2 separate regions of the Homo sapiens genome follow, and region 1 is linked to region 2. The links are chromatin contacts, found by Hi-C or POLR2A ChIA-PET in ENCODE. All regions are on one chromosome and are shown on one strand. Each heading gives the region's core, a stretch centred on a gene start or an enhancer-like site at or near the end of the contact. The rest is flanking DNA. Distances are from core to core; before and after follow the strand shown.

What was found. Hi-C counts contacts between places; a loop is a spot of excess contacts on that map. ChIA-PET counts read pairs that join two places held with the same protein, here RNA polymerase II (POLR2A). Pooled maps may share reads with other maps.
Region 1: a loop to region 2 is called in a pooled map, with 6 times the contacts of the local background. The contact joins two enhancer-like sites. A Hi-C loop is called at or near these places in 4 of 50 pooled maps. POLR2A ChIA-PET finds 5 or more read pairs at or near these places in 3 of 52 experiments (GM12878, HCT116 and activated T-cell).

Annotation. Positions count from the first base shown.
Region 1 is chr17:17,892,116-17,898,919 of GRCh38, forward strand. TOM1L2 (target of myb1 like 2 membrane trafficking protein) reads right to left here. Exons shown (of 15, transcript NM_001082968.2): 3 at 6,481-6,559; 4 at 1,546-1,695. Among named protein-coding and RNA genes, the nearest start is that of SREBF1, 59 kb to the left of the region's middle. RefSeq lists an enhancer at 5,639-5,688. Within about 2 kb of position 5,401, at least 2 of the 41 ENCODE cell types and tissues checked have a DNase peak (open chromatin) inside an H3K27ac peak, as active enhancers do; they include GM12878, where a contact is called at or near this core.
Region 2 is chr17:17,705,634-17,712,362 of GRCh38, forward strand. The region is part of intron 1 of RAI1 (retinoic acid induced 1); the gene reads left to right. LOC124903943 (a long non-coding RNA gene) reads right to left here. Exons shown (of 2, transcript XR_007065650.1): 2 at 1-6,729. Among named protein-coding and RNA genes, the nearest start is that of RAI1, 28 kb to the left of the region's middle. RefSeq lists a silencer at 542-836 and an enhancer at 5,262-5,556. Within about 2 kb of position 5,383, at least 22 of the 41 ENCODE cell types and tissues checked have a DNase peak (open chromatin) inside an H3K27ac peak, as active enhancers do; they include GM12878, where a contact is called at or near this core.

The DNA of each region.
Region 1 (6,804 bases), core at 4,151-6,650, 190 kb after region 2:
AAACCAGCTGGAGGCCTCCGAGGCACCTGTGAATGAGGAGGAGGAGTCACTGCTCTGAAAGCTGGGGAAAGACCTTTCAGGCAGAGGGAAGTGAGCACAGGGAATGGACAGAGGCTCCTCTCCAGCTGCACACCTGACCCATCTGAGAGCCCGGCCTGCCCCGGCACTCCACTTCCTGCATTCTCCGCTGCCTCTGCCTGGTTGCCTCCCTTTGCCCTTGCTGGAGCCCCACGCCCAGCCCTAGGTTTGTCTCTCCTCTTGGCTCCTGCAGGCCCTTGTCTTGCCTCTGCCACAGCACTAATCACCCAGGCTGGATGTGCCTGTTGACTTATGTGCCTTCTGTGTCACCACGTGCTCTGTCTAAAACCCAGGTCTGCACACATCCCAGCTCAGAGCCCTTCGATGTCTTCCCACTGCCTACAGGACCAAGCATGCCTCCTCAGCATGCATGGCCACTGGCCTCTGGGCATCCTTCTGGTCCCATCTCCTGCCTGCTCCCCCACCCCAAGCCCTGCCCCCAACATTCTTCATTACACCCCCTTCCCCACATAGTGGTCTCTACAACATGTCCACAAATTATTTGATCCTCCTTTCTTCAAGAGATGGAGTTTATTTCCCCTACTCTTGAGGCTAGGCCTGGTGACTCCCTTCTAACAAATAGAATATAACAGAAAAAAATGGTATGTGACTTCCAAGGCTAGGTCATCAAGACCTAATCTTGATGTCCACATGGTGATAAACTCAGGTCTCTTGCCAATAGTCATCAAGGAACTGAGGCTTCCTGCCAACAGCCATGTGGGTGCACCATGGTGGAAGTGGAGCCTCCAGCTATAGTCGAGCCTTCAGACAATGCAACCTCAAGAGAGACTCCAAGCCAGAATTGCCCAGCCACCTGCTCCTGAATTCCTGGCCCACAGAAACTAAGAGATAATGAACATTTTCCGTTTGAAGGTATGTTTTGAGGTAATTTGTAACACAGTGAGTGATAACAAATACAACCCAAATATGCCAACTGCTCTCTTTGATGCGTCTGGGCCTTTGCACATGCTATTCTCCCTGCCTGTGAAGTCTCTCCCACTGACTTTTCCACCAAACTCCCCATCATTCTTCAGGGTCCAATGGAAATGTCATCTCCTCAGTGAAACATCCCTTAACACCATCCCCAGCCCCTTACCTTGCTCCGCCTGACCCAGAGTTGGCCCCTGCCCTGTGACCTCACCAAACCCGCACGTAGCTCTAACATGGTTCTTCCTACTCCAAGTTTTCTCAGAGGCCTGTTGAGGCCACCCTACCTGCCTTTGTGAGCAGCAGAGGGATGGCACCCAGAAAGCTTCAGGAAGGCTCTGTTAACTGGCTGGAGAGCCATCAATTAGAATTTCATTCCAGTGGGATGAGAATTTTTTTTGAAGTATTTTGCACCAAATATTTTAAATGTAGAAGTCTCCATTTTTTTTTTCCTCCAAATGGTGGGAGAGCATGAGGACTCATCAATAAGAGACTTCATCTTACTCTGTTCCAACAAATTGGGCAAGGGGTCCAACCTACCTGGATCAGAGCAAGCACTTTGTCCTGTACAATGGTGGGAGGGTTGTTCTTGGGAGATATAATTTTGACCAGAACACTGTCGATGAAATCTCGGTTGGCCACAAGGATGTGGAAGCGGTGGCCACAGTTCTTCACACATGTCTCCAGCACCTGATGTGGGGAGGGAAGGAAAAGGGTCACCCCAGTGGGAGCTGGAGAAGACACTGGGAACTGAGGAGCGCAGCTGAGTTTCCACCATCCCCTCTGTCTTGCTCCTAGATCAGCTTTCTGACACGTCTCCTCCAGAGCCAAACCTGCATGGCACACGCATTCCCACACTCCATTCTCCAGGGATGACAGCAGCCCCTTACTGACTGAAGTCTCCTGTCCCTGCACAATAATCAGGCAATTAGTTGGTAATTGAGGCACCAGTTTTGCATGAGAAGGATGCTAGTGTTTTAATGGGATCAAAATGACTGAGCGGTCCCTGAAAATTAGCATTTTAACTCCTCTCTCTGGGCCTCTGGGTATAAGGCATTAGCCAATCGGACATGGGCTCTGTCACAAGAGGAGGCTGCTATGACAGCTTGAATTGCTTAGTGAGTTACTGGCCCTTATATGTGAGAAAGCAAATGCACACACACATCCCCCACTCAACCCTGCTTCTGCAACCAAAATTGGCAATGACAAAGGATTTTCCACTCTTGACAAATGGTTTGTGGACCTCAGCTGCCAGGTGACTTTAATGTCCATGTTCAATTCAGACCCTGCCTGCTCCTCCCTTGTCTGGGAAAACAAGTGACACAGGCTTTAGCTGCTCAGAAAAGCCCAGCATACTGGTTCTGGCCAGACGGTCAGTGAGAGCTTGAACCTCAGCTCCACCACTTTCTCCCTGAATGGCCCAGGACAGATCTTTCTGAGCCTCAGCATCCTCATCTGTAAAGCAGAGATGATGAGCTCTCCCTTGCAAGATTGTTGGAAAGATTAGCAAGAATACGTTTAAAGCATAGGCCGGGCATAGTGGTTCATGCCTGTAATCCCAGCACTTTGGGAGGCCGAGGCAGGTGGATCACCTGAGGTCAGGAATTCAAGACCAGCCTAGCCAACACGGCGAAGCCCTGCGTCTACTACAAATACAAAAACTAGCCAGGCTTGGTGGCACATGCCTGTAATCCCAGCTACTTGGGAGGCTGAGGCAGGAGAATCGCTTGAACCTGGGAGGTGGAGGTTGCAATGAGCTAAGATCGCGCCATTGCACTCCAGCTCAGGCAACAGAACAAAACTCTGTCTCAAAAACATACATACATACATACATACATACATACATACATACATACATGCATGCATGCATGCATAAAATAATGCACATAGCAAAGTATCCTGCATAGGGGAGGTGCCCAATAACTGATGACCATGATTACGTGATTACTGTTCAGAAGGCTGCTGTACACACGACGAAGGGGATGGCCTCTTATCCTCCCATAGGACAGGTATGTAGCCTCTTGGAATTCGGAGGTGCCAACTGGGAGTGCTCTGAACTTCCCAGCACTGTGTAAACCAACCCATAGGATTACCTGGCCCTTCCCATGCCAACAGCCCCCAGTGCCACAGTCTACTAACTGGGGAATGCCTCCTCAAAACGATGTCACCAGCAACAGGGAACATTTCTGACTACCTCAATTATTCTCATTTGCCCAAACTAATCCAACCACTGGTTAACTTCTGCAGCCATCCCACAGGGCTAGGTCCAAGCAAGTGGGCTTTACCTGGACAAAACATAGCCGTAAAGAAAGGTCCATAACTGGAACACTGACTGAATGCGACTATATGCCAGGCACTATGAGAGATCCTTCCATAACATATGGAGTTTTATCCAATTCTCACAACTAATTACTTCTCCTTAAGTGGACCTTAATATCCCATGTTTTAGAGTTAAGAGGTTTAGAAAGGTGAAGACATTGATCTAGGTACAAATTGTCAGTCAGTGCCAGAAGGAGCACAAGAGCTGTGATTAGCCTTCTCTGGAGCCCCAGTCTCCTCGCCCACCTTGAGGCCACAGGGCCATCCCTCCCTCACAGCTCTCCTCCAAGCAGCCACATCAGCTAAGAGTGCCTCAGATGACAGGCAACATGTGTTAGATTTATTGTTCCCCCCTTTGGTCCTTGAAATAACCCTGTAAGATGGGAATCATCCCATTTTAGAGATGAGGAAGCTGAGGATCAGAGGTACCATGTAACTTAACCTAGGAGGCCAAAGCTGGGACTCCCCATGCCAGGCAGCTCCGCAGCCAGCCAGAATCGTTCCTTGCCTTGCTGCTGGCTGCACCTTAGGAGGCCCCGGGTTCCTCTGGGCTTGCCAAGGAAGATTCTGGAGGTTAGCACCCTCAGGGCCTCTGAGTGACCACAGGTTTTACTAAGCCAAGGAGGCATTTTCCTTTCTGAGTCTCTGCTTGTGCCTGATTCTGGTAACCGTGAGGTAATTGGCATTCACTCTCTTGTAGTGATCCATGGGGGCACTGAAATGAACCAGAGGGGTTCTTTCTGTTCTCAAGGGCCTTACAGGCACCCTTCTCTCTAGGATTCTCTAAAACCTTCCTCCCAACTCAGGCAGTGGGGTGTTGGGGTCAAGGCAGATGGCAAGAAGTATGCTTTATTTTGTGAGAAGCAGGTGGGAAAGGTGAGGCTGCAATTATGAGTGGGGAAGAGAATTGGAAAAACAGGCATAGGTCTGAGGAGTAGAGCAGCCTGGGGCTCCACTCCACTCTCAGAGCAACAGTGGCAGGAACCACTGCCCGCCATTAGGGAATACATGCTTAGTTTCTCCTGCACAGCAGTCCTCAAGGTCAGTGTGTCCCAGCCTGGTCTTGGAAGTGCCCTGGACAGAGATGCATGTGCCACAGAGCAGCCCCAAAGCCTATCTGAGCAGGAGATCTAGGAGGTCCTCCCTGGGCTGGCAAGAGCCGCTTTAGGCCACCCTGCCAAACAGGACCCTGGCAGTTTTGTCCCTATAGGTTGAAAGGCATGAAACATACAGTGGTAATTTTCCAGAATGAAGCCAAAAGCCATGGAGAAAGTAAACGGGGCCTCTAAGCAATCAGAAGTGATGTTTAAGTCCACAAATGAAGACACAAGCAGAGAGCCCCTCAGGGCTTCTTACTAACTTATTTTGGGTAAATATTAACAATTTTGGTGGGTACAGATATGAAGTCCGGAGAGGGCCACAGGAAACAGGAGGACTGAAAGTGACTAAGAGAGTAAGTGAAGCCCTATCAGCAGACGTGAGACCATGCAAAGCGCGCTAGGATGGGGCCTCAGTGTAGGGACGGCAGCCCTGCGCATTTCACAGGCCTCCCAAAGGCATGGCTGGGTTTGTAGTGAAGACCTAACCCAAGGAAAGGTCAAACAGTGTCCATCATGCCCTGCTAGAGGAAGGCAAGTAAACGCAGAGTTCACTTTAGAAAGATTTCCATCCAACACGATTACCATGAAGTTGGGTGTGTAAATGGAGATGTTTTAGATAGCAGTAAAATTCCCTGATATATTAGAGCTCATTCCCTCGTGATATGAGTTATTGAAAGCCACTCGTTTTGGGCATCACTCCTGGTTTAGTGAATGCTGTGGCTCAAATTCTGAGAAAAAATAAAATAAAAGCTTCAACTCCCTATTTCTCAACCAGTCTTTTCTCCTTTATTATTCAAATCCCAATTCCCTGGCAGAACTCTCTTAATAAGTTTTGGGGTTTCGCTTGGGCAAAAAATCCAAACAGGTTCTCTGCTTTAAAAGGAAACATGGTTGTTTTGGATAAATAACCTACTATTTCAAAGCCCCAGAGAAGTTGACCTGGTGACCTGTTACAGTTTCTATTTTAAGAACTCACTGTGGCCCAGATTTTGCCACATCTGAAAAACTGTTAGTTCTCAAGACAGAAATAACACCTGAAGTCGTCTTTTTAAATTCTCTGACAGCTTTGGTAAGGGCAAAAATCTGGTCTGTTCCTTCCTGAAAAAAATCACTTGGCTGACTTTTTCAAGAGTCTTTGTAGCTATTTTCAGTTTTTACCCCATGCAAAAGACCACTTTATGATGGCAATCCACAGCTCAGTACACCTCACTAGCTGTGAAGGCTGGGTAAACCTCCAGACCTCTCTGAGCCTCAGTTTCATCATCTGTACGGGGGAGGATAGTAAAATCTCTTTTGGAGGGTGGTTGTAAACATATTCATTAATGTCCAAAAAGTTCAGCACAGTCCCAGGCAGGGGCAGGTACTCAATAGGTGGAAGTTAACTTTTTTTTTTTTTTTTTTTTTGAGACGAAGTCTCACTCTGTTGCCCAAGCTGGAGTGCAGTGGTGCGATCTCAGCTCACGGCAACCTCCACCTCCCGGGTTCAAGCAATTCTCCTGCCTCAGCCTCCTGAGTAGCTGGGACTACAGGCACCTGCCACCATGCCTGGCTAATTTTTGTATTTTTAGTAGAGACTGGGTTTCACTATGTTGGCCAGGCTGGTCTTGAACTCCTGACCTTGAGATCCTCCCGCTTCAGCCTCCCAAAGTGCTGGGATTACAGGTGTGAGTCACCGCGCCTGGCCAACATTTTTACAAAGAGGAAACTGATATCTAGAGAAGGAGTTGGTCTCAGTCTCAGAGCAGGCTGGTGACAGAAAAGGGACCCACCCAAAACCTTTAGCTCCTCTGCTCTGGGCTTCTGTACCTGACAGCACTGCACACACCTTATCTTCTGCTCGTATACATTTACCAAATTGAAGCTCACCACTCCCTGTTTCAGAGGACAGGAAAACCCAAAGGCAATACCAGAAGGCTTTGCTGGACTCCAGTGGCCCAGGCACCAAGCCATTCAGAGGTTGTGCTAAGTGGGCAGAGGGAAGGCCCTGTGAGGGGGGCAAGGCCAGGAGCAAGGAGTTCCCCAGATGACTTCTCTCCTCAAGGAGAATAGCACTCACTGTTAATGCCAGCATCACCTCTCTGTAGTTCCGGTTCCCGTTGAGCCGCTTCTTCAGGGCTCGAATGGCATCCTTTGGCCTGGAAAAAAGAACAGACATATAAAGATACTTACAATCCCACTTGAGGACACGATCCTACAGATATGTGAACTAGTATATATGCAAGACTATTTGCTGGCTGCAGCATGTTTGTAAATGTAAAAGACTGGGAACAAACTGAATGTCCATCAATACACAACAGGTTAAATTAAATCATTGACACAATGGAATACTATGCAGCTGCAAAAAAGAATAAAGAAACTCATGCACCAATATACACCAAAC
Region 2 (6,729 bases), core at 4,133-6,632:
GAGAATCGCTTATACCCAGCGGGCAGAGGTTGCAGTGAGCTGAGATCGCACCACTCTACTCTGGCCTGGGCGACAGTGCAAGACTCCCTCTCTCAAAAAACAAACAAAAAGGCTGGGCACGGTGGCTCACGCCTGTAATCCCAGCACTTTGAGAGGCCGAGGTGGGCAGATCACGAGGTCAAGAGATGGAGACCATCCTGGCCAACATGGTGAAACCCCCTCTCTACTAAAAATACAAAAATTAGCTGGGCATGGTGGCGCGTGCCTGTAGTCCCAGCTACTCGGGAGGCTGAGGCAGGAGAATCTCCTGAATCCGGGAGGCAGAAGTTGCAGTGAGTTGAGATCGCACCACTGCACTCCAGCCTGGCAACAGAGCGAGACTCTGTCTCAAAAAAAAAAAAAAAAAAAAAAAAAGGCAACAAAAACCAAACGCCACTTGACCACCTGTTTCATAGGCCCTGAGGTAGCGCACAGGCCAGCAGGGAGCTATGGATCATTCTGCAGAGCCACGGTGCTTGCCCAGAGGTCAGCAGCCCTATGGGATGCTTGGGGTGGGGCGTCAGATTTGCAGAGCTGGGGCGAGGGAAGGAATGGCACTTGGGGGAGTGGGTCTGCTGGAGAAAGGCCTACAGGTAACAGGAAGCACTAGGCAGTTGGGTCCGGCCAGCAGGGATGGGACCGTGTAGTGGCCAAGCTGGAGGGGGACTTTGGTCCCTGGGTCATGGGGTGTGCAGTGCTCTGCACTGAATGATGAGAGGGCATGCATAGGTGAAACAAGAGGCCAGCTGCTGAAGGGAGGAAGACCAGGTAGGCAGCTGGGCCAAGGATCCAGGTGGACAAGGGCTGGCATGGGTCTGAAGAGGAAGAGCAGGGCCAGGGAAAGCCCAGGGCTGGATGGCCAGTGGTTGTGAGCTGCACCAGCAGCCAGAGGGAGCCGGGGACTGGATGGGGGTGGCCCTGTGCAGTGACGGGGAAAGTTTGAGGGATCAGAGTAGAGTTGGGGCACCCGAGCGGCATCCAGGGGAGATGTCCAGGATGTAGGGTGGTGAATGGACAGGACATTGAAGTGAGAATCACCCCTCCTGCCCATAGACAAACCATTGGTTTGAGGGTGGGGCCTGCCCTGGGAGCCGGGAAGCACACATTTCTTCTCTGTGTGGGCTCAGGGGAAAAAAAGAATTGAAACTCCCACAGGGGAAAAGTTTTTAAAGATTCCACCATTGGAATGCTGGTCTTGTGTAACAGGAATGTTTTAATCCATGCATTTGAAACACAGTTATTGAGATCCTACTGTGAGCTGGGCTCTGCCCTAGGTGCCCATGGGTGAGCAGACAGACAGCGATCTCTGCCCTGGTGAGCTCCTTCCTGTCTTAGTGGGAGACAGGCAGCTAATGACGAGCAATCTGGGGCATGCTCCTTAGTCCTAAGCTACTCAGGAGGCTGAGGCAGGCAGATCGCTTGAGTTCAGGAGTTCGAGGCCAGCCTGGGCTACATAGCAGAACCCCGCCTCTACAAAAAATACATAAATTAGCTGGGCATGGTGGTGTGTACCTGTATTCTCAGCTACTCAGGAGGCTGAGGTGGGAAGATCGCTTGAGCCCCGGAGTTTGAATCCAGCCTGGGTAACATAGCAAGACCTTGTCTCTGAAAATAACTAAATACTTTTAAAAAGAAGATAGATGTAGTGAGAAAAAAAAGTAGGTGGGGAAGGGGCTCAGGGATGGGGGAGATGCGTGCAGTTTTAAATTGGAGTGCCAGGAAAGGCCTCCCTGAGAAGGTGACAGGTGAGCAAAGACTCGAGGGAGGTCAGTGAACCTTGCAATGTCAAAGGGAAGGGCATTGCAGGCAGAGGGAATAGCAGTGCAAAGGTCCTGAGGCAGGAACGTGTTTCCATGTTGCAAGAACAGCAGGGGAGCCACTGTGGCTGGAGGGGACTGAGAGAGGGGAGAGGGTTCCTGGAAGACTGTTTGTTTATTTGAGACAGGGTCTCACTCTGTCACCCAGGTTGGAGTGCAGTGGCATGATCTCAGCTCACTGCAACCTCCACCTCCCAGGCTCTAGTGGTCCTCCCACCTCAGCCTCCTGAGTAGCTGGGACCACAGATGCGTGCCACCATGCCCTACTAATTTTTTGTATTTTTGGTAGAGACGGGTTTTTGCCATGTTGCCCAGGCTGGTCTCAAACTCCTAAGCTCAGGCAATCCACCTGCCTCAGCTTCCCAAAGTGCTGGGATCATAGGTGTGAGCCACCGTGCAGGCCAGACTCTAGCTTTCATTCTGAGTGAGCTGGAGACTGCAAGAGGCAGGCTCCAAGCTGACTTACTATCTCACAGGCTCCCTCAGGAGTTGAGGGGGCCAGACAGAGCTTGAAGGGGAGTAGAAGGCTCCTGGAGGCTCTGGCAGACCTCAGAAGCTGCAGCCACATCGACCAAGCTGACCCCACCCACCATCTCCAAGGAATGGGTTAATGGGCACCCCAGGCCTCTCAGGTCTCTGCCTCTGCCTTGCTCCTCCTCCTTCCTCCTGCTGCCACCCTCTGATGGTGCTTCAGCCTGTGCCATTTTTCTGGGTCCTCTCCAAGTGTATATTGACCCTGAGGTGGCAGCAGGAGGGGAGGCAGGCCCCCTCCCCAGGAGGAGACCCCCTTGATGAACTCTGAGAAGCTGGTTGCTTAGCAAGCCCTTTTTTCTCCAACAATACTTGTGCTAATCAGCCTAGATTGAATGAGCAAGGAATTGGCTTTTGCACCTTCCTGTCCTCTCTTCTCATATATATATATACACACACACACACACATATATATATATGTACATTTTTTTCCCTTAGAGACAGAGTCTCACTATGTTGCCCAATCTGGATTCAAAGTCCTAGGCTCAAGCAATCCTCCTACCTTAGCTTCCTGAGTAGCTGGAACTACAGGTGTGTGCTAGAGTGCCTGGCTAGGGACTCCATTCTAGAATCATGGAATCTTAGGGGTCCCCTGGGTTGCATCTTGACTCAGTGAGTGAGTGGGTTACTTTTTCACATCCCTCCTTGTACACCTCCTGTGACTCCTGGCAGCTCACTCTCTTTCTAGCGACTGAGGGCCTCTGGACAAGGTGAGGGGGACAGAGCAATGGTCCAGAAGTTAGAAGACTGTGGTCCCAGTCACAGGCTGGGCACCATAAGTGGACACCATAACTGACCCATCCTCCTTTTGTGCTCAAATGCTGCAGTTCATCCGGAAACAACCAAAACATTCCAGCTTCACAGCTGCCAGGGTTTGGAGTTGAACCCTGTGTCCCGTGCTCCTGCCACCCCTGCTCCAGGCACAAAGGGAACAGTTCGTCAGTCCACCACGGGCCTTTCCTATCCTCAGTTGCAGAGTGGGCCAGGACATGCCGCTTTACAGATGGGAAGACTGAGGCCCAGAGAGTGGAAGGGAAGGAGAGGAGCCCATTCCAGGCTCCCGGCCTGGGATTTTTCCCATATGCTCCAGCAGCCACCCGGGGACCATCATTATGACAATGATGACTGATGGAGGGCCTAGTGTGCCGGGCACTGTGCTGAGAGACCCCAAGGAGGGCGTAGCATCTGTGTCCACAGGAGGAGGCTGTGAGGCTGAGAGTACCTAGGGAGAGCAGAGCTGGAGCTGGCTGGGCTCTGGCCATGCGGCTTTGCTGTTTGCTGTCTGCTGTTTGCCGTATCAAGGGGCGATACTCAGGCGGGCTCCTCTCAGTCTCTCTTCTTTGGTCTCACCTCTACTCAGAAAAGCCCTTTGCTGGCCCCCAAATACTCCTACCCCGACTCTCTTCTCCACCCCTCCAGGCTCCCAAGGCCCCTGCCTGCCTCGGCCTCCCTGCTGGGTTGACCACAGTCAGTCCTGGCTGGAAGCTGACCCTCTCCACAGCTGCCCCAAAATACATGTCACAGTGGGGCATTTGCAGTTCCAGCCTGGGCAGCTGCCCACTAGGTCTCTTTCCTTCCCTTCCCTGGGTCTGCCCCCAGGCCCCTGGCCTCATTCTGGTCCTGAGCTCCCTTCTCTGGGCCAAGGAGCTGCTGGGCCTCGGGGAGGGGGAACCCCAGCACTAGGTCCAAAGTGATGTAGCAGGGCCACTGTCTGTGCCGGGGCCTGGAGCTTTCCTCTGAACCTTAAGGGGCCCCCAGATCAGCTCCGTGCGGGCCTGGGGTGCAGCTTCCAGAATCTTGGAAACCTGTTTTTCATGGAGCCAGATAGAATGAGCACCCAGGAGGAGGCAGTTCCAAGAGCTGGTGCTTCAGGAGGAAACCTGCACAGCAGACAGGCGTGCGCACATTCCTAGATGCTAGCCCTGTGGCGGCGCACCTCACGCTCATTCACAGTACACGGACATGCTCACCTGCCCACCATGGGTGGTCAACCCTTGGACACCCACACTCTTCTCACACCCTCACACACACACTCTGCACCACTCGCCTAGCCCCGGCCACGCTCATGTCAGGATTCTGAAGACCTCGAGCACACACAGACACGCACCTGGTCACGTGCACTTTCACACATACACTTGGCACCAGGGTGGCAGCAGCGGAGGTGACTGAGAAGCCTGCTTTTCACAGAGAATCAGAACCCAGCGGGGGCTTTAGCCACAAAAAAAGAGCATTTCAAGGAGAAGGGCTGCCTGCATGCCAAGCACACGCCCCTCACCTACCCAGGACCCCTTGTGGGAGCTGAGCCCCATGGAGACCCCGGGGTACCCATCCCACCCTCCAACATCCATCCCTACGTGGATATACGGCCACAGTTGCAGCTGCGGCCATGAGGAGGGGTTTTTGCTCCTTTTTAGCAGTGCTCCATCCCCCACCCCAGAGTACAGGGGGCTGCCCAGAGACCCTCCTGGCCCTGGGGGCCTGTGAGTCAGAGGCTGCCAGTGGTGGCCTTTCGGCTGTTGCTGGGGAAATGGCAGCACAGTGGCCACCAAGACTAGGACTCCCTGGGGAGGCCCTGCTGGCCCTGGCACTGGTGGCTTGGCCTCACCCAGCCCCACCTGGCAGATGTGCCCCTTGTGGCTACCCAAGGACTGGCCCCCTCCTCATTTCAGAGGTGGAGAAACTGAGGTAAAAAAGTGGAGACAGCCAGGGCACCCCTCCCACAAGGCCCTGCCTCATTTGAGACAGAGCCCTCTGGGAAGCCTGTGCATTCTGTAGGTGGGGACCTTTGGGGCCATTTTTTCCAGAGGCCCAGAGAGGGCCGTCTTCTTGCCCAAGGTCACACAGCAAGTTCATGGCATAAGCTAGCCAGCCTCGTACTCCAGAGCTCTCCTGAGGGCCCCCATGTGTCTGTGCGGGGGTGTTGATGGGGGGCAGGTGGGAGGGAGGAGGTAAGGCTGATTTGTTTCCCAGCCTCCTCCCCCTCCCCTGCTCCCTTCTCTCCCTCACACGGTTTGTTTGGAGAATGACTCACAGGAATGCAGCAAAATCCTGATGGATGGGAAGGCAGGGCCGCAGTACCCGGAAAACCTCTCCAGGGTAGGGAGGCGGGGCTGAGCCTTGGGGCCTGAGAGGCTGGTGATAGGGGAGCCCTGCATGCAGGTGGGGCGACTGAGGCCCTGGAAGAACTCTGGTCACGTCCTGGCTGGGGGTTGTCCCTCCTCGACAGAAACACACAGGCCCTGGCTGCCGCAGCACCCCTGGAGCACCCGTCCCCCATGATTTCCATCTTTGTGTCCCCGAGGCATCTGGTGCACTGTAGCTGACAAACACATGCATTTTGGCACTGAGTGTGACCCAAGTCAGACCCTCCTGTGTGTGCCCTGTCCCCCAGGTCCTCCCAGCTCCCCGGAGTTGGGGGGCGGGTGCTTGCCATTCAGTCCTTTCAGAGGCAGCCAAGGGCCTACGGCATGCTGGACACTGCCAGGGGCTGGGGAGGCTGGGATGGAGCTGGAGGGAAGTGGGAGGTGTACACGGGATGGACACCTCCTGTGTATGTTCCAAATGTGCTGGAGGCCTCAACAGGTCTTGGTACAAGGTGAGGCAAACCTTAGAGGACCTAGGATGAAGTTTCACGTAAAGGAACAGTGGCTGTAAGGGCTCCCAGAAAGTGTAGGGACCCTGGGAAGGTCCCAGTCTTTGAATAAAGGTGGGTGGGACCTTATTGGTAGCTTGGGGCATTAGGGCCCAGATATCAGGCAGCAGCATGAGGTGAGGCCCGGGCTCTGTCCCAGGGCAAGCCCTCCTCCTGCGCACCACATCTGGGGCCTCCGAGGAGGGACAAAGCATTCAACTCCCGGGACCTGTGGGTGGGAATGTCCCCAGGCCCAGCCCTTTAGTGCCTGCTGATGGCTGTCACGCGGTGTCCGGCCCTGATGACCAGATATGTGTTTTCAAGAGAAGCTGGAATTTGGATTTTTATGTGAACTCTCCTGATTCTCAAATGCTGGCTCCGTTAACAAAAGGCACAGTGTGGTTTAAACCACACATGTCCGCAGGCAGAGGACCACCAGTTTCTAATGTCTGCGCTGTGGGGCGCTTGGGTTTTTGCATTTGGTTCTTTTACATTCCTTATTTTATTGGAAACAGCCCAAATAGTCACTGAGCTGCAACTCTGTGCTAGGTGCCGGGGCTCTATCAGCGAATAAAACAACATGTGACGGAGCTGCCATTTTAGTGGGAGAAGACAGTGAATAAACATATATCAGGTGATATGTGTTAGGAAGCAAATGGAAGCAGGGCTCCAGAACAGAGAGCGGCTGCAAGGCCAAGCCCACATTTGGGT